2 separate regions of the Homo sapiens genome follow, and region 1 is linked to region 2. Evidence: chromatin loops called from intact Hi-C (ENCODE). Cell type or tissue: mammary epithelial cell. All regions are shown on one strand. Links, peaks and the distances in the headings refer to the core of each region. The heading gives the core; the rest is flanking DNA. Region 1 overlaps LOC105377167 (a long non-coding RNA gene). Region 2 has its middle 170 kb from the start of CNTN3.

Region 1 (10,103 bases), core at 883-8,882, 56 kb before region 2:
AAGTACAAATAAAACAAGACGTCAGGGACAATCTGTAAAGGGAAGTCGGAAGATTCTAAGTACAAGAGGGATTCAACATGCTATTACTGGCTTTGAAGAGGAACAGGACCGCAAGCCAGGAAATGAAGGTGGCCTTTAGGAGCTGAGAATGTCTTCTGGTTGAGAGCCAGCAAGGAAATGAAGACCACAGTCCAAACCCACAGGGAACCAAATTCAAGCGAAAACCCGAATGAGCCTGGAAACATCCTTCAGTGGAGAGAGTTATGCACTGGGGAGTTGTCAGCCCCCAGAACTTTTGGTTAGGAGCCTAGGTAGACCGACACCCAACACCTTCCATTTCAGCTTCATGATACCCTCAACAGAGTACCCAGTTGAGCCTATCTGAATTTATGGCCTACAGAACTGTGGAATAATGAAATAGTTGTTGAGTTAAGACACTAAGCTCACAGTAATTTGTTATGCAGCCATTGAAAGCTAATGCACAAATAGTATTTCATTTCCCTTTAGGCTCGAGGCAACACGATAAGCAGAGGTTTTCCTATTTCTGTAATTAAGAAAGCAGAGGCTTAGAAATACTAAATATCTTGATTAAGGTTCCAAAGTTAATAAGTCAGAAGGTTGGGGTCCGCAGAATTTAGATCTGTTTGTCACCAAAGACCACGGCCTTACCAACTATTCAATTCTGCCTTCAGAGGCAAGTGGTCAGAAGTCAAGAGCAGCTTGTTCTTATTTATTAGTTTATTTGGTGGTGTTTCATAATGGTTTTGAACAATTGACTCATTCACAGTAAATTTAGATAAATTTAGTTAGAAAAAAATAATTGGTAAATTTATATAGGCCTAAGAATAAATGACTTCTGTTAGGATTTTTGGTAGTAAATGCTACCTAAAAGTGATCTGGATGATATGGTTATAAGATAAACTTTACCACCCAGTTGGAATGAGTATAAACAGAACATTATAGTCCATTTTTTTTAAAAAAAGAATTCATTTCACTTAGGACAAGATAAGAAGAGCATCGATGCTGCAGTATACTTCATGGGGATAAGTTCTTCCTTTCATTCTTCCCTTACCGCTTTCAAATCTAACACTAGATTAACTTTTTTGAAAGCAACATACCCATTCAGTACAAAGTCAACATTAAAGATTCCCCTACAAAGACACTTTAAGAAGAGGAGTATTTGCCCTAGCATTATATAATGTTGGAAGATCTCTTTTTTTCCCCATGTTCTTATTTAAATCAGCAGTGATGCATAGCAAGTTGCATGAGGCCTTTTGTATAAATACAATTGCACTTAATTCAGTGAGAGAAACTGGAAAGTGAACAGATTAAGCAGCACACATTTTTATTTCACGTATAAAGCCTTGAAAAAAGGAAAGGTTACCAAAAGAGGTTAAAAAAATGGAGACAAATAAATAAAATATGTTCACGACAGGATAACAATCTGGGACCAGCTGCTGCTAAACAAACATTTATTATTACCATCCATCTGAGATTTAATAGAAAATAGAATTTCCAGAAAGACGCTGAACCAGAAATGCATATCTGATCATCAAATATGCAAAGCTCCCGGCTCCTAAGGATAATTGTTTTCCAGCAAAAGGCTTGAGCTTGTTTAAGGGACATATAAATAACTCAAAGCTTGTGTGGGGATAAAGGGAACAGAGCTCAAATCTGTACATAAGCAGACCAATGAATAAATTCTATATTATTTTGGCAGCAAAACCTGCCAGTAACTTCAGGTCTCCCTGGTTTGTCCTAAGTCTGAAGCTTTGGAGGTATTTTCCTGGTGAGCTGTATGGTTTTGAGATCTGACCCTTTCTAAGTATCTATACCAAACCTCCTTGATCTGAGTCACCTTTGTCTCCCACCTGGATTACTACAGTAGCCTGCAAGCTGCTTTCCTGCTTCCATCTTTGCCTCTCTATGATCTGACTGCAATATACCAGCCAGGGCAATCTGCTTAAAATCTAAATCAAATTTGGGCCATCCCTCCTCTAAAAACCCTCCATTGGATTCCCATTTCACCCAGAGTCAATGTCTAAGTCTGTAAGCACCACATGATCTGTCCAATCCCACAGCCTTTGCCTCCCTGACTTTAGTCTACTCTTCTCCAGCCTCTGAGGTCTGGCTCCCCAAACAAGTCAGGCAAGCTTACACATTAGGTTTTTTCACTTGCTGTTCCCAGGGCCTACAAACTTATCCTCCATACCTGCATGAGACTTTATTCAAAAGTTCGAATTTCTTAAAGCAACCTGCCATCACCCTTACATTGAAAAATGCCTTCTACCATCCCACCATACCTGATCTCCTTCTCCTGCTCTATTTCTCTGTTTTCCCGTACTATTCATCACCTTCTACCTACCACAGACTTCACTTAGGATGCTTATTGTTGATTGTCTGCTTTCTTTCACTAGAATTTAAGGTCCATAAGCAGAGGGTCTTTGCTGGTGTCTGGAAGAGTGCTGTCCAATAGAAATACAATGAGAGGCACATAAGTGATTTAAAGTTTTCTAGAAGTTTCATTAAAACAGTAAATGGCAAAAGGTAAAACTAATGTAAAAATATATTTATTATATGTAATAAGGTATTATAAATCTCAAAAATATTATCACTTCTATATGTGGCACTGGCCACACTTCAAGTACCAAATAGCTACATGTGGCTAATTGTTCTGGTATTGGTTAAACCAGCTCTGAAACAATCCTGACACATAGTAACTTCTGAATATGTTGGCCCAATTTGCTGACATTTAATTTGCTGACAAATGAATAAATGAGATTCCCGGAGTGTCGTTCTGAGGTAAGCTGTCCGGTGGAAATTAATCACCTGTTCTGTCCTCCTCTTGGCCCAAATTCTCAGTCTAACACACTCGGCAGTCTCTCTGTCTCTCTGTACCTCATCACTTGTCATATTTTGCTTAGTAAGTCACTGAAAGATGTTTCCCTTCTAAATCCCAAGTGTGAATAAATTGTCTACATTTTTAAAAGACCTGCAATTCATTCTTTCTTGGGGACTGCAGCCCTTCTGTGAATATGATAAAAGGAATAGACCCAACTCAAAGATAGATACACACACACACACACACACACACACACACACACACACACACATTTTACACATAATTTCAAGGGCTTCATGGAGCACTGATTACGAATCTTCATGATAGATTGAGATAGCAGGTAAGGTTTTTGGACTGTTACAGTTAAAATGACCCTTGAAGTTCAAATTCTTCTAACTTTCCAGGGCCTATAGCCCAAATAATTACAAACTGGTGGAACTCACGGCAACCTTTTGTAATCAATCTTTTCTATTCCTACTTTCCACCTTGCTACCTGGGATTATGTAAGCCCATATGAATTTCCTTCATTGTTTCCTAATTCTTCCTATTCTCTTAAACTTGACTTTGACTCCATTCTTCACTTTGCACATCCCTGCTTCTGTCTTTCAGATAATGGAACAATCTTTATAAATATGCATTCAAGAGTGTTTGCTCACTTCACAATAAATGGCTTTTCAAAATATATATAAAGTGGGACAGGTGGCTGTTCATCACAATTCGTCACTTCTTGTAACAATGAGCTCTGTATTTTCTGCTTAATCTTTCTAACAATGTATAAATTGGATTTGCATTTAACAAGAATACATATAGTGCCTGAGATCTGCTGATGACTGGCTATCTATTTAATAGATGTGGTACCTTAATGGGTACGTTATAATTGGCTCATAACCAATCAGAATCAGTGAGGTACCATGGAACATTTGCTAGGACATCTGGGAAAAAAATCACATTTTCCTGAAGGATTTAAAGCTGAGACAAAATAAATTTTGGAAGTACTAAAGTCATGCAAACACCACAAAAAAGGTGAAATTGAGAAACTGGGACCTGTAGTGGCATCACTTGAGACTTTTTCCTAAACTGAATGTGAGGCTATTCCTATCCCACTAGTATACCAGTTACATGAGAAAATTAATTCCATTATGACAATCCAGTTTTCATTCAGCTCTTTTGTTTCTAACAACCGAAGGGAAAATGACTAATACAGAACCCAAAATTCACTTCCAATCACGGGCCTTGGCTTCCAAAACCTCATGACTTCTTTCAAAAATGAAGCAATGGTATAAATTCTGTGACCATTTTGGGAAGATGTTACTACTTTTACTTTTTCTTCTTTCTTTTAACACAACGTACATGATTTTCTATGTGTGGAAAACTGTAGATCTATGGTTTTTCATTTGGTACGTTTCTAGATCTCTTTAACAGACAATGCAAATTCATTTGCTATTCTACCAGAGTAGTTATTACCGAAAAAGATACATCCTCTTCCAATTACTGTAGCTTCCATCCTTACCCTCATACAGACTATTCTCACCATAGCAGCCAGAGTAATTTTGTTTTGGAAAAATGACAGCAAAATGATATACCACTTCACACCCAATTGGATGACTATAATAAAAAAAAGAGAGACAATAATAGGTGCTGGCAAAGATGTGAAGAAACTGATAGTAGGGAAGTAAAATGATGCAGCCACTGTAGAAAGTGATTTGGTGATTCTTCAAAGAGTTAAGTATAGAATTAACGTATGACCCAGCAATTTCACTCTTAGGTGTACACACAAAATAATTGAAAACTGGTACTGAAACAACTACTGGTGCACAAATAGTACACATGAATATAATAGTACTATTGTGAACCTCAGTATTACTCACAATAGCTTAAAGGTGAAAACAGCTGATAAGTGGGTCAATGATGGCTGGATAAAAAATGTGGTGGATACATACCATGGAATGTTATTCACCATAACAGGAATGAAGCACTAATATGTAATACATGCCACAGTGTGAATGAACTTTGAAAACATTATGCCTAGTGAAAGAAGTCAGATTCAAAAGATGACATGCAGTGTGATTCTATGTATATTAATTAACAGAACAAATAAATCTACATAGACAAAAAGCAGATCTGTGTTTTCCAGGACCTGTGGGAGGGGAGATAGGAATGACTGCCTAATTGGTACAGAGTATTTTTGAGAAGTGATGAAAATAATTTTGAACTTGATACAAGTGATCATTGTACAACCTTGTGAATGTACTAAAGGCCACTGAATTGTTCACTTTTTAAAATGGTTAATTTTATATTATGTGGATTGCACCTTTTTTTCAAAAAGTGGGAAAAAATGGCAATTTAATTTGCTCATCTTGTCCAATCCTCCAATGTCTTCCCATTTCACTGAGGGTAAAGGACAAGGTCCTTATCATGCCCCACACAATCTGTCTCTATGTTACTTCTCTGGGGCCCTTGTGTTCTACTCTCCCCTTTTCTTTTTTCACACTGGTTTCTTAGTTGTTCCCTGGAAACTCAGGTCTGCTCTCTCCTACTCCCCCAGGGCCTGTGAACTGCTGTTTCCTCTTTCTGGAATGCTGTTCCTCCAGATGTTTGCATAACCCACTCATTCCCTTCCTTTGAGACTCTGCTCAGCTGTCACTTTTAAAGTGAGGCTTTCTCTGACCAAAATATTTAGGGTACATACCATTTTCCACGGCATTGCCTACTCATTGCTGCCTTTATTTTCCTGGACAACATTTCACCATCCAACACCCTATTTTTTTTATGTATTTAATTTATTTCCCTTTCCAGAATGGACACTCCTTGAGGACAGGGGTCTCTGTTCTGTTTCTGGTTGTCTCGCCAGTGCCTACACTGTTGTAGACACGCCAGTCATCCTACAAATGCTTACTGACCTCCTTCTACCTCTATGTTTTATTGATCAGAAGCACTATAGGGAGACTCTGATTCAAAACTGAGTTATGCGGGAAAGAAGGCAAAAGTGTTACTTGTGTGATTCCAACTCAGGCTAGGTGGTTGTGGAGATGGCAGCGGGGACAACCACTTCTTGGTAAGGGCTCACGCTTAGGCTACCTTGGGGGCCCAGTACTGAAATGGGTTTTGAGACTCATTCCTAGAAGCTCAAAATAGTTTGTTTTTGCAGCCTTCCCAATGATTCCATAAGTTATGTAAGCCCCTTAATGAATCCCTTGGCGCTTAAGACTAAATTCCATTGTCTTCAAATGAGACACTCGAATGATATATGATACAGGTAGAATAACATTATGAAGTTATTCTGTATTAAATTAATAAGCTCCCCTATTTCTCAACCAGAAAAACAACTAATATCTCATGAGTGCTTGCTTCTTAAAAAAATTACTTGATGCAGGGCATTTCTGCTCTAAGCACCCCTATGTTTTAAATGTATTACTTTAAAAATAAAGTCTGCTAAATTACCCCGAAAGTGAGTAATTTACTTGCTTGTGTTGGAGTATAGAAGAGTTATCCATGAGCAGTGCTATTTACTTATTCTAAATATTCTTTCTCTATATTTCTATACCAGTCAAGTATCGTTGCCTAACCTACAACCAGGGAATTTAAGTGGTGACGATGGATGATGATTCTTCACATCTGTGGGTCTGCTGGATGATGAGTGGCTGATCTAAGGAGAGATCCTCTGAGTGACTTTACAACATCTTGCACGTCTGGCTGAGCTTGACTCCTTACTCAAGTGTATTCCAAGCAAAGAGGCAACTATTTTTCTGGGAAAGATCTTTGCATTTAATTGCAGAGGAACCAGTGGTCATGTGCAAACCCCCTTAAGTCCTAGATTTGGCCACTGTCACTTTACCACATTCCACTGGCCAAAGTGAGTCTCACGGTGTAGCTAAAGGTCAAGAGGTAGAAAGTATACTCTTCTTGATTTTAGAAGAATTGCAGAGTTTCATGGCAATAAACAAGGATTCAGGACAGGCTAAAAAATTAGGCCCAATAACTCAATCTACTACCCCCATCTCTAGTTTGTTTAATAGGAGATTCGAAGCAATAAAAAAAAAATCAGACCCTAATTTTATCATTAGTTTTAATATTAATTCTAAATAATTGAGAGGATGAGTTTTATAGCTTTTGTTTTTAAATAAATTAATGATTATAATACACATTTAATTTGTATAAGCCCTTTACATGCCTAATATAAGGGAATGGATAGAAACTCCTGAACACCCGCCAGGAGTCCATTTCCCTTTTCCTTAATGAATGAATACCTCTCCCTGGCATGCAGGTCTAGTCAAATTTTAAGTCTTTCACTTTCAGGAAGGCACAGAAGATGACCATAAATTTATAAAATGTGACATTTTAATCAAGCCCCAAGCTGTTGGCTAATTACATTCCACTGCACTTAAAGGAAAAACGGGAGATGTCATGTTGGTGTAGAGATGAGCATAAAATTGTCCTTAGTACTTCACTGATCATTATGAATACCTTGGTATCAAATTACTCAGAAAAGAGAAAGTAGTAAATCCTCTAAAAGTCATATTTCCAATTTTCTTTTCAATTTCATTTTAGATTAAATTTGGACACAGGTTTATTCAAAAGCTGACATTTTCTTTCCCCACATCTTTCCTGTATAAAAATATGTATAATGGATCTACTGGTAGCATTAGAGACCATTAAGCTACGGAAGCATGAAATCAACTAGAAATTATTATTTTAATTCTATGCACTTGTGCATAACAGGATGATTTCTGTGCCAAATAAACCTTCATCAGGGCTCTACCTAGTATTCTACATACTAATGGGGCTTGAAGTTTAGAATACAGATGTGTGGGGATGCAGCCACAGAAATGCACTCAAAGTCAAAAGATTAGTTGTCTGTCCCCAGGGAATTGTCAGCTGGTGAACTAAAAACTGAAACAAAACATATGCCATTTGTCCACTGTTATTTGGCTTTTCTCCTTGGCAGTGTAACTGAGCTAATCTGACCCGGTTTTCTAAGCATATAATATGTGAAATACTCAAGAGGCACTCCTATTCTATCAAGAGATAATTTCTCTCACACAGACACACACACACAAATAACTAGTGATATATTCTATGTCCACAAAAAAGATAACTGATTAAAGGGACTACTTCCATTATTTCAGCTTAAGGAAGTGATAACTGAGTTTTTAAATCACTCCCTTCTACATTTTTTGCAGGAAGTAATCTCACTCTCCAATGAGCTATTTGCTGAAATGGATAACAATTTACAGTGAGAGGATGGTAAAGAGTAGCAAAGTTATTATCTATTTTGTTACTTTTGCGCCTGGGGAAAGAGGAGGGTAAGTGTGGATAACAAGGAAAATGGATAGGGAAGGAAAATCATTGTGGCACTTGCTACAAAACACCTATTAAAAGCAGGACATGTTTATCTTTGGTTTCATTTCACATTTGAAAATCAAAAACATTACAGAACTAGAAGGAGCTTCAGAAGATATCACCTCCATTCTTTAATTCTAAGGCAAAACTTCAAGGAAACAAGCAGTGGAGTGATTGAAACTCGAACTGCAATTGTGCCATTTTTTTCTCCTACAACATGTAAAGTATTTGTTTCAAGAAAAAGTAGCATTCTGTGTCATTTACATATGGAAAGATTCAGAAAATCTGCATTTCTGACATCCCTCATTCTATATCTAAAATCTGGTAATGACGAAGACGGATTAAGAATATAAGATTATGAGATAATTGTTATTTACTGTTTCCTTTTTCTTCTTCCTTTTCCTTTTTTTTTTTTTTTTTTTTTTTTTTGCTGAGGTAGGGACTCCACTTAACTCCTCCTTGTTAGGGCTATAAGGAAGGAAGGAAGGAAGGAAGAAAGGAATCTGTTTTCAAATATTGCAATCAATAATTATGATCATGAAAAATTATTGTCATTTCTTTTACCAAGATGTAACTTTTAGGATAGACAATATATGTTAAAAAAAAAAAAAAGAAAAAAAAACAAACAAGAATATGTGCTTTTTCCGGTTCAAGGTCCTTAAAATTTATATGAATTTTTGCCAAGGTATCTACCTCGCAAATTTTTTTCTGAATGAATTTATTTAGAGAAATAAAAGATTGTGGGCCGGGCTCAGTGGCTCACGTCTATAATCCCAGCACTTTGGGAGGGTGAGGTGGGAGCATCACATGGTCAAGAGATTAAGACCATCCTGGCCAACATGGTGAAATCCCGTATCTACTAAAAATACAAAAATTAGCTGGGCGTGGTAGTGCGCACCTGCAGTCTCAGCTACTTGGGAGACTGAGGCAGGAGAATCGCTTTAACCCAGGAGGCAGTGGTTGCAGTGAGCCGAGATCACTCCACTGCACTCCAGTCTGGCAACAGAGTGAGACTCAGTCTCAAAAAAAAAAAAAAAAAAAAAAAAAAAAAAGAAACGAAAAAAAAAAAAAAAAGATTGTGGTGGTATAATATTAGGTTCTCTAGAAAGAATGTTCCCTGAGCTTCTGCCTCATTTTTCAGCATTTCAAGTACCAATCCTCAGCAGAAGCACTAAGTTGAAATTATAATCCTATAAATTTTGTCAAATAACAACAAAGGGATATATGATCACCCTGTTAATGATAATATGCTCCACTGAGTTATCATCTGAATTGAAGTGAGTCAGGTGGGATGTGTTTCACTGAATCATAATGGTGTTTCTAAAAAATAACTTTTCCGAAGTTATAATACACAAGAACATGAAAGTAAACTTCCTGAGCTACAATTCAGGAATTAAATCACATAGTTACAGAATATCATTAGAAATCTTACAGCAAAAATAGGTTTTATTAATATCCTTGAATTCACTGATTAAACCTATTTCTTTTTTTCTGCAATTTATGTAAATTTTGTAGGTTTGTTCATTTTAAGATGAACTGTATCAAGCTGGGATTTTCAAACTTCTTTCAGTTTCATATTTCTGCCCAATTGTTGTTTTTAATGTGCTTATATTTTTCCAACCACTCAAACTTATTTATAATGCCATTCGTTATGTGTTAGAAGCTATCTAAATCATGCTTAGGATTTTTGTATGCCTGTCTAAAATGGAAAATGCATTCAGAGACACAGGAGAGATTTATTTATTTATTTATCTTACCAAGCTAAGAAAACCCAACAACCAATACTTTCTGATTCATCCTGGAAACTCAATTTGTCAGATATCAGGGTAGTTTTCTATTTCCATCTGCAAATAAATAATAGGAATCGCAGTCACTCCTTGCTGTAATGACTGCATCATCGACTTCATCAGTTATTTAAAAA
Region 2 (10,103 bases), core at 824-8,823:
TTTTTAGATATAATAATGATGTTGTGATTATTTTAAAAGAAGAATAACATTCCTTCATTTAACCAATATACACTTTATAGAGGAAGCATATACGACTGGGATTCACTTCAAAGTGTTACAAAAGTGGTAAGAGTTGATGAGTGAATCCATAGGAACAAATTAGCCATTGTTTGCTGATTCTCAGTTTGGGGTGATGAATATATAAGGATTGACTATTCTATTTTGCTATTTATGGATAGCACCAAAATTCTTCCTAAAAATTAAAATAGTTTAAAAGCCCTACCTATCATATGAAGCCCAGAGTAGTCAAGGGACGACTTATGAAAAGTAACTTGGAACAAATATAGAGCAGGAACACATATTCACTCACACATATACACACTCACATAAAGCAACAACATACATTTGTATGCAAAAATGTGTTTCTTCCCTTTTATGTATGTATAAATATTATTCCAATATTTTAAAACTTACATAAGTGCTTTATGTAACTCTTAGACATTTATAAATATTTGTATGATTGCATAAAATAGTTCTCATGAGGCTATAAAAGACAGGAAAAATACATGTAAATCTATATGCATTAGGTTGAGTAATTTTGGATGACAGAATTTTTTATATGAAAAAGTATTTATCAGAAAATCATATTGATTATTCTTTATTATTTTAAACAATTTGAAATAATTCTACTTTCAACACTTTAAACACTGTGGTGAAACCTACCTGTATTTTGGTGTTTCATTGTATTTTTTCCTTTTCAAGACTTGGACATTGACAAAAAGAATTAATTAAAAAGAATTAAAGCATGATAATGAATTAACAGATCAAGGATTGATAGGCTTTATTTATTAGCATTCTTTGATTGGAAACAGTAGAATAGTATTTCCCATAGAAGACATTTTGAAGAAGAATATGGTGTAACTTATAAGTTTGAAGGAAAATTAGCAAAGGGCTTAGGAAGTTCAGAAACGACATCAGGATCTAAAGAACAGGATCCAATGGACTGTCTCAGAGCAAGCTAGCATACCTAGGTTGGCAGTCTCACAAAGTCTTCATGAAATGAGGAGGAAACTGTTTCTAAAGAATTGAGATGCAGCAACTTGAAAAAATGAAATGGATGCAAATAAGAAAAGCTAATAGGTACCAACATCAGTATTTCAAGACAGCTGGAAAATATTGCTAAGATTCCAATTAAAAATAAAAGATAATACAGCAATTTTGATTTAAAAATACCAGCAGCATTTAAAGCAAAATATCCACTAGTATACTAATCAAACAGATAACTTTTTAATGTCAGTCAATAGAAATTGATGTTCTCTTCTGATGCAACTGTAGCAACTGTTTAAATTACTCAATATGGTAATATGAAGCTGGCAGTGTGTAGACTCATATGAAGAAACAAGATTCTATTCATCGCTACAACTGCAAGAAGACTAGTTTGAGTTGTCACACTTCTGAGCTACAAATTGAGATGATCCTTCCTCTAAAATCTCAGAACCATTTTTGTTTGATGTTCATTTATAGCATCCAAAACTAAAGATCAAAATCTTTATTTTATTTTTGGTCAGGTAATTTGGTCATGAAAGAAACAAACCTCATACATGTGTTAATTCATTCTTTAATTAAATATATCAGAAATCAACTTGAGCTAGCATATGGAAATATAATAGTCATTTACTATGAAGATCCAAAGTATTTTTCATTGTCCAAAAGTGAGGAGGTAGCAACGCTACAGAAAATAATGAGAACGAGAAATGGAAAGGTATGTGGAACATAAAAATATTTTGTTTCTATTTTATTTGTTTTTTACACTAGTAATCATTCTTCTTTCTTCCTCTGAATTATAAGTAAGGGCTGCATCATAGCACCTTTGGAAAAAGAATATGATTGGCACAGCTTGGGTAAGTCATTCTCTCTCCTGCACACAAGCACAAGTATCCAAAAGAATAGAGCCTCTTACTTCAAAACTAACTGTAACGTACCATGCCTAAGATAAGAAGTATTGATAAATGGATTATAATGAGCCTTAAAGACTTCGCCCCTCCCCCAGATTCATATGTTGAAATATTAGCCTGTAAGGTGGTGGTATTATAAGGACAGCCATTGGTTGGTGATTAGGTCATGAAGATGGAGTTCTCATGAATGAGATTAATTCCTTTATAATATAGACCCCAGAGAGCTGCCTTGCCCATTCCACCATGAGAAGAAACAGCAAGAAGTTACCACCTGTGAACCAGAAAACAGCTCCCTACCAGACACCAAATCTGCTGGTGCCTTGGTCTCCAACTTCCCAGCCTCCAGAACTGTGAGAAATCCATTTCTGTTGTTCATAAGCTATCCAGTATTTTGTTACACAGCCTAAATGAACTAAAAGACATTGCAAAAGTTATCTTGTTCAATGGAGTTGTGAAAACTTAAGTTAGCTTCTGTGTGCGTGTGTGTTTTTCATTTTTTAAAAACAGAAATTGTGTTTGAGTTTAGAAAGATGTAAAGAGAAAGAAAAACATTATAGAGAACTTTGTGATTTGGATTACAAGTTGAAAATGGTGAGGTAAGACATTGAGCTGGGGGGGTGTCCCCAAAATGACTCACTCACTATTAAGAACAGTATGGCCAGAGTGGCATTGTATCTAAGAATGATAAGGTTGACCATGAGGATGAGGCTCAGTGGCAGTCACCAGCAAACTTCAGGATGGTTCTGTAACAGCAACAATTACTGAAGTGGGACTCAGTAATCAATACTGAGCTAAAAGATCAGACCACAAGGTCACCAGCCATAGACTATAGCAGCGGAAATAACTGATTGTCTATGAATAAAGATAACTGCAACTCAGCGGACACTACCAGTGAACACACAAATACCAGATTAGCCACTTTTGAGAAGAGTCCAACACCAGGTAGAACCCCAGACAGCTCTCCCCCATGAAACACAATGAAGATCTTTCATTTACATCCAGATACCATCTTGGGGAAGGATGAGGGAGAAAATAGAAGCAGCCCTGATAGGAACTTGGCTTCAAATCTGACTGAATATTTATCAAAGAGATTCTATTTAGAACTGAAAGATACTATTAAAACTGGAAAATGCTGAGATATTGCTGATCAGCAACATGTTTTTTCCCCTTGCCCAGAGGAAGAGAGCCTGTGAAAAAGTTTAGATAAGTTACGTAAAATAATTAAGCTATAATTTTCCTGCACATTTAAGTCTATGTGCATTTTGTCAACCCAGTTACATTGTTAAAAGCCCAGCAACTTGGATCTAAACTATAAACACTAAACATAATTTAAAAGAGGAGGAATTAAATAATAGGAATGGGAAAAGATTATAAAAATGTCATAGCAAACATAAATAACTGTAATGGCAGACACAGGAGTGCCATGATAGAGACAGAGCTGAGTCACATCTTACACCGTCATTTCTAACTTAGTATGTGAGAAGAAGAACAAGTATAGTCAAATTTACTCCTAAAAATCTTTGAGATGGCACTATCTCTGTACCATCTCTCAAAAAGGATACCCAAGGCTGTCTTATAAAGCTGTGAGCACTCTAGCTTCTGGAATCCCCAACTCACATATTATCAAACACATTTTAAAGCACTCAATTTCCATAATTTTGTGAATATTTTTAAATGCAAGAATTTGCATTACTTTCATGTGAAATAATGTAGCTACAAGTAACTAATTAAATTTAAAATTTTCTTTGGGTTCCTGGATCCTACATATTCAGAAATTATTATAAACAGAGAAAAATGCATTATACATATTATTTTCAATTGTGAAAATTCTTTACAAATACTAATTTTACCACCAATCAAGAAAAGTGGATTTTGTGTTTTCGTAGACATTTCATTAGATATTGACTCATTTCAATTTTTCAATTTTCTGGATTTGGGGGTTAATATATTTTGTTTCAAATGTTTTCAAAGAGGGCTTTGAAGAAATTCAAAGTCTGATGGCAGCTTGCTTACAAAATAAAGTGTCATTGAGTCCAGTGCAGCACGAGGAACCAAAACAATACAATACCCATGTATATATGGTTAACTGCAAGCCAAAAATATTTAATGAGAAATTCCAGAAATAAACAAATTGTAAGTTTTAAATTTTGCACCATTCTGAGCAGTGTGATGAAATCTAATGCCATCCTGCTCCCTCCTACCTGTATGTGAGTCATCCCCACGGTATAAAGTGATTCATCCTATAGACACCAGCGCTTATGAGTCACTTGGTAGCCACCTCACTTCTCAGATCAACTGTCAAGCTAACTTCGTGCTTTTATCACAGTGTTTGTGTTCAAGGTCAATAGTGGTGTAACACTAAGTCACAATGTCCACATCATTCAGCTCACTTCATCTAATCAAGTAGGCATTTTATTATCTTACATTATCACATGAAGGGTGAGTACAGTAAAAAATATATTTTGAGGGAGAGAGAGAGACCACATTTGCATAGCTTTTATTACAGTATGTTGTTATAATTGTTTTATCATTAGTTATTATTGTTAATCTCTTTCTGTGCCTAATTTATAAATTATGCTTTATAATAGGTATGTATTTGGCCAGGTGTGGTGACTTATGCCTGTAATCCCAGCACTTTGGGAAGCCGAGGTGGGTGGATCACCTGAGGTCAGGAGTTCAAGACCAGCCTGGCCAACATCTCTACTTAGCCCCATTTCTACTAAAAATACTAAAATTAGCTGGGCGTGATGGTGAGTGACATCAGGGTGGAAATCAGAGTGCCAGGTAGCGTGGAAATGAAATTAGAAAGCACCCAGCTGGTGTCCACTGCAGAACTGCTTGCTTCTTCCTGGTGGAAAGAATTACCACACATTTGGCCACAGAAGGCTGTGTTCATTGTTGCGTGTTGACAGCAGAATCATTTGATTTGATCTTTCTTTTGATTTTTCTTCACAGAATCATATAGCTAGTAAATTTTAGAACAGGTACCCAAACTCATCATTTATATCCCTGTACAATTATTTTGAAAATATTTCATTCATATAAATACTGGTTGACCCATTTATTTTCAGTAGTTCATACTGATGGCCCTGTAGTTTTATGGAAGCTGTTGGTACAATTTGTGGTATACGAGATATCCTGAGTAACTAATACATATTGTGCTTTATGCACATTTCGAAGGACTAATAACATATTTTAATTCAATTTCCCTTCATCTTGGAGCGCTATGGGTTTTAGACCTGCCTATCTGGTAGGCTGATAAGTTAGGCTCTGACTTACTCCATGCTACTCCATATTAGTTGATTAGAACTCAAAGTCCAGTCATAACATTAGTCCTAGGAGAAATTGTGATCTGCTCCACATTCATGACTACAGAGCATATCACAGTGAAAAAGAGAGAATGTATATATAGCTATGGCCTATGGCATCTGGAACTATAGATTCACTTAATTAGGACCAAAATTACACTTTGGTTAAATTATCTAAGGATATTTAGTAAGTACATGTTGTGTAGATTGAAGTGTGGCAGTAAAATAAAAATAATAGAACCCAGCTGTCCAAGATGAAGGCTCAGTTTCTCCATTATTCTCAGAATGCCCATTGCCTCAATTTGTGTGGGGTTAATTATTACAATATCTGTCTCATATATCAAGTTATTGCCAAATCCTGAGATAATCCATTACACAGGAAGCATTTTTTAAAATCTGTTTTTCATCTTAATTTTTAAGTGCGGATCATGAATTCACCTTAACTTTACAATTTTGCTAATCAAATGCCATCTCAATATCTGGTTAGTTACAAATATGCCAGCTAATTCAACTGAGATACCTGTATTATGTCGTTCAACAGAGTCCTTTCCTTCAAAAGACTGCCAAAGAAAACAGTGTTTAAAAACTCAGTGCTTGCTAATTCTCTTCAGAGAACTTCATTGTATTTTACGTAAATGTCTTTGCAGGAGGATAAACATATTTTCTTCCAGTGCTTCATGATCTAAATTGTGATTCACTGAAGTATTGTAGCATGTATAATTTTTTTAGAAAACACAACCCTCCTTGACACTTACCCCAATAGGTATGCATTTAAGTTCCAAGGAACTTATCACATTTATTCTTTTTAACTGTCATTTGATTTTGGTATGGTAGACATCTGCTACACAGCTCTTTTAACTTTCCATCAAGGCAAATTACTGGAAACATGGGTTACTATGGCAATAAGGAGTAGCCCTTATTGTTTTTTCATGTCAGTCATCTCAGCAGTGTTAGTCTGGTAGAGAGTGCTAACCAGTAGGGGAGTTAAGTCTAGCATACCTTTGCAAAGCTTTAGATTGTGAATACTGGGATGAAACCACTCAGATGGAAAGGCTTGTTTCCATGGCAACAGGAGCAGTTCCCATTGTTTCAATTTGTCACTCATCACAGCAATGTTTGCCTTGGGAGACTGCACTAAGCATTTCTAGCTACATTTTGTTGTGGATTCAAGAGATTGGATGGCAATGCTGCTATGGTTACCAGGGTTTTTGTCTCAGGTGAGATCCTAGAACAAAGTAATCTCTCTCATTCCAGTAGAAATTTTAAATAACTAGCAGTGGAATACAAAGAAAAGAAGTTGTGATAACTCCCTTCTGGGACAAGGGCAACAAAGTCTGACTTTTTTTTATTGTTATAGTTTTTGCTTGTGATCGGGGGGTGGTTTGAAATGAGAGGTGAGAAGAGTTAGGGCTGACTAAAACAAGAAATAAGGAGAACATAAAGTTATCATTCACTATTTATTGTAAAAGTGCAAGAAAAGAGAATGCCTTAAAGATAAATGTATAGTAAATATTCATATATTCAAGGTATTTCTTTTATCAATCTATATATTATTTAATTTAAATGATTTCTCCAACCCTTATTGCTACGGTCTGAATATGTCCCCATAAAATTCATAAATTGAAACATGATCACTGATATAAAGTATTAAGAGGTGGGGCTTTTAGGATGTCATAAGGGCAGAGTCCTCATAAATGAGATTAATAATCATATAAAAGAGGCTTGAGGGAGCTATTCGTGCCTTTAACCTTTCTTCCCTTTCATCATGTGAGGACACAGCATCAAGGTGCCATCTTGAAAGCAGAGAGTGGTCTTCACTGAACACTAAATCTGCCGGTGTCTTGATCTTGGAATTCTCAGCCTGCAGAACTATAAGAAACAAATTGTTTGTTGTTTATAAGTTACCCAGTCAATGGTATTTTGTTACATCAGTAGGAATGAACTAAGACACTTATAAAAATAATTCATTCTGTCAGCCAGATCATGACCCTCTCCCTAGTGTTGATCACTCAGGGCTATGAAAGGATATACGTACAGAAAGCAGAAAACTTTCTAGGTAATAAAATTGTACATTTTATATACTTTTAATTTCCACTTTTCATTGGTCTCAAGATAGATACAAATTATGAAACAACCATTGAGAATTATACAAGAGGCCACAACCAATATTTTCACCTTTTCTGCAATTACATGGTTACTATTACAACTCCAAAGTATTGGGCCGTTGCGAACTAGACAAACATTAGCACAAATTTATTTTATAGAAAATTATTAAAAACCCAAGAAAATTATAATCCAAACATTCAAACATAAACACTATTTTTATTTTGATTTTATGATTTCATCTTAGAATATTATATCAAGCACTACAATGTGATAAGTATTGAACCACATGCATCACTTGTGTTATTTAACTTAAATTTTACTAAAAATTTTTGAGAAAGTTATTATTATCCCTACAACTAGTTGTTTGGAACTACAACTAGTTGTCAAAATTATTTGAAATTAGACACTGAGTTTTACTACTAAATTCTATAATAAACCATTCTCATTTTTTAAATCTCCCTAAATCAGAATCACATTATCTTACTACTTTATTATTTTCTGTGCCTGATTGAGTTGTGAATTATCAAGAAGTTTGTTAATGACTAGACTTCCTTTTTAAATGACTATAGATGGTAATCATTTTCCACTTCATTTGTGCACTTTGACAAATATTTCATGTTTACATGGTTACAATGCATTATTTCAGTCTTAGCAAAATTTAATAAGCAACTAATTATTCTGTGTATATCTCAATAACAGGTTACGAATATATAGGATATATATTGTTTTCTCAGGTTATTCTTTGGAGAATATAGCATAAGATACTTAAGCTATATTTAATCTTTTTTGCCTAGAAATGGAATAGACGCAGCCAGGGTTGATGGGGCACAAAATGCCAAGGAGACATCTAGAGAAGAAACTGGTTCTGCCCACATGGCAGAGACAGATTTTTCAACCCACCAGTACGTCAAGTCTGCTCTAACTCTCTACAGGCCGGTGCAGCAGTGTGTGTTCTCTATAAGTTGTATCTCTTAATTCCAACACTGAGATTAAGCAGAATGGACCTGCAAGAAAATCATATTTTGCTCTTTTTTCTTATCCTGGATTTTGTTCACATTGCAGTAAAAAATGTTTTTTAAATGCTATTTTCCCCTTAAACTTTATTCCCAACATAAGTATGTTCAGATTTAAAAAAAAAAAAAACATAGCTTGAAATACAAGGCCGTTTTGCAAGATGCACTCAAGGAATGTACAAGACAGGAGGCATGATAACAGTAGGTGCTGGGAAAACAAGTTCATCCTGAATAGGTAGCCTTTTAGTTAAAGAAACTAAGTACACGTATATATGTGCCTCTGTGTGTGTGTGTAATATATACACAGCCAATGCCAAGGTTACAGAATTTAATCAGAAGGATATTTGAGATTGTATCAGTACTTTTTGTGTATGTAGCATTCTGCAGCTATTTTTTGAATGATTAAATGAATGAGCACTGTGGGAAAAAAGATGAATATCACTTGGCTACCTTAGGAAGGTTGTTATAACTCTTAAATCAGAGTTTAGAATGTTCATTATTAATTTTCGTTATTTTATTTCTTATTTGGTTAATATTTCTAGTTACTTTTACATTTCATAATTTAAAGGAAATTATTTTGTTATGAACAAGTAGCACTCATAATGTATGTTATGCATTGTATAAATACATTCTTGAGGTTTGGCAAATCGTTTAATCTTTGCCTCCAAACAGGTGCTGACTTCTTGCAACATTCATAGGTTTATTTAATTCAATAAATATTTATGGAGGTCCTCTTTGTGTACTATGCTGGTTATCAATGGGCTAGGGGGAAAGATGAACTGGTGGGTCAAGCTGACCATATACACACTCTGTGAAGGTTTATCTGGTGTACTGGGATTAAAAGTTAGCATTTTTAATTATCTTAGTTGAAGAATATATTAAGATGATCAATTAAAAGTAAATACCTGCTTTTAAAAATTAATCTAACTCATAACTTCAAAAAATAAACTCAAGTGTCATTGGATCACACACAAACATTTACTGAGTTATGACGGTTAATTTTTTCTTCTTCTTTTTTTAAGTGAGATGAGGGTCTCATATGTTGCCCAGGCTGGACTCAAACTTCTGGGCTCAAGAAATCCTGTGCCTCAGCCTCCCTGACTAGCTGGGGCTATAGGCACATGACACCACACCTGGCTATGATGGTTAACTTTGTGTGTATATTTGGCTAGGCTAAGAGATGCCCAGAGAGTTGTGAAAATGTTACTGGGTGTGTCTGTGAGTGAGTTTCCAGAAGAAATTTACATTTTAATCAGTAGACTGAGTAAAGAAGATGGCTCTCACCAATGTTGATGGGCATCCTCCAGTCCTTTGAGGGCCCAAATAGAACAAAAAGATAGAAGAAGGATAAATTTCCTCTCCCTGTTTGAGCTGGGACATCTGTGTCCTTCTGCCCTTAGACATAGTAGCTCCTGGTTCTCAGGTTTTTGGACTTAACTGAATTATACCACTGGCATTTCTGGCCCTTCAGCTTTCAAATGGGACTTCTCAGCCTCGATAATTACATGAGCCAATTCCCACAATAACTCTTTCTCTCTCTCTCTCTCTCTGTAGTGTATCCTATTGGTTCTGTTTCTCTGAAGTACCTGAACTTAGAACACTGAACATCAATTATGTGACTTAAGCTCTACTGTGGAGAATAGAGACATGAATCATAGAATGTCCTCCAGAACATGAATTGTTCCATGACCTGACTAGTGCCCCAGACACTCCTGACTTTT

What was found. A loop is a pair of places that touch in the nucleus more often than their neighbours do. Peaks named below come from ENCODE experiments on the same cell type or tissue, not always from the same donor. Only the 100,000 strongest peaks of a DNase experiment are listed, where the experiment ranks them.
Region 1: it touches region 2 in a loop (6-fold over the local background); 2 of 110 quality-filtered maps call a loop at or near these places.

Annotation. Positions count from the first base shown.
Region 1 is chr3:74,839,948-74,850,050 of GRCh38, reverse strand. The region is part of intron 1 of LOC105377167 (a long non-coding RNA gene); the gene reads right to left. Among named protein-coding and RNA genes, the nearest start is that of CNTN3, 230 kb to the right of the region's middle. In mammary epithelial cell, for the core only: no CTCF peak of the experiment used is centred there; DNase peaks (open chromatin) are centred at 4,750 and 5,410; H3K27ac peaks cover 660 bases.
Region 2 is chr3:74,783,417-74,793,519 of GRCh38, reverse strand. No RefSeq gene overlaps it. Among named protein-coding and RNA genes, the nearest start is that of CNTN3, 170 kb to the right of the region's middle. In mammary epithelial cell, for the core only: no CTCF peak of the experiment used is centred there; a DNase peak (open chromatin) is centred at 4,219; H3K27ac peaks cover 391 bases.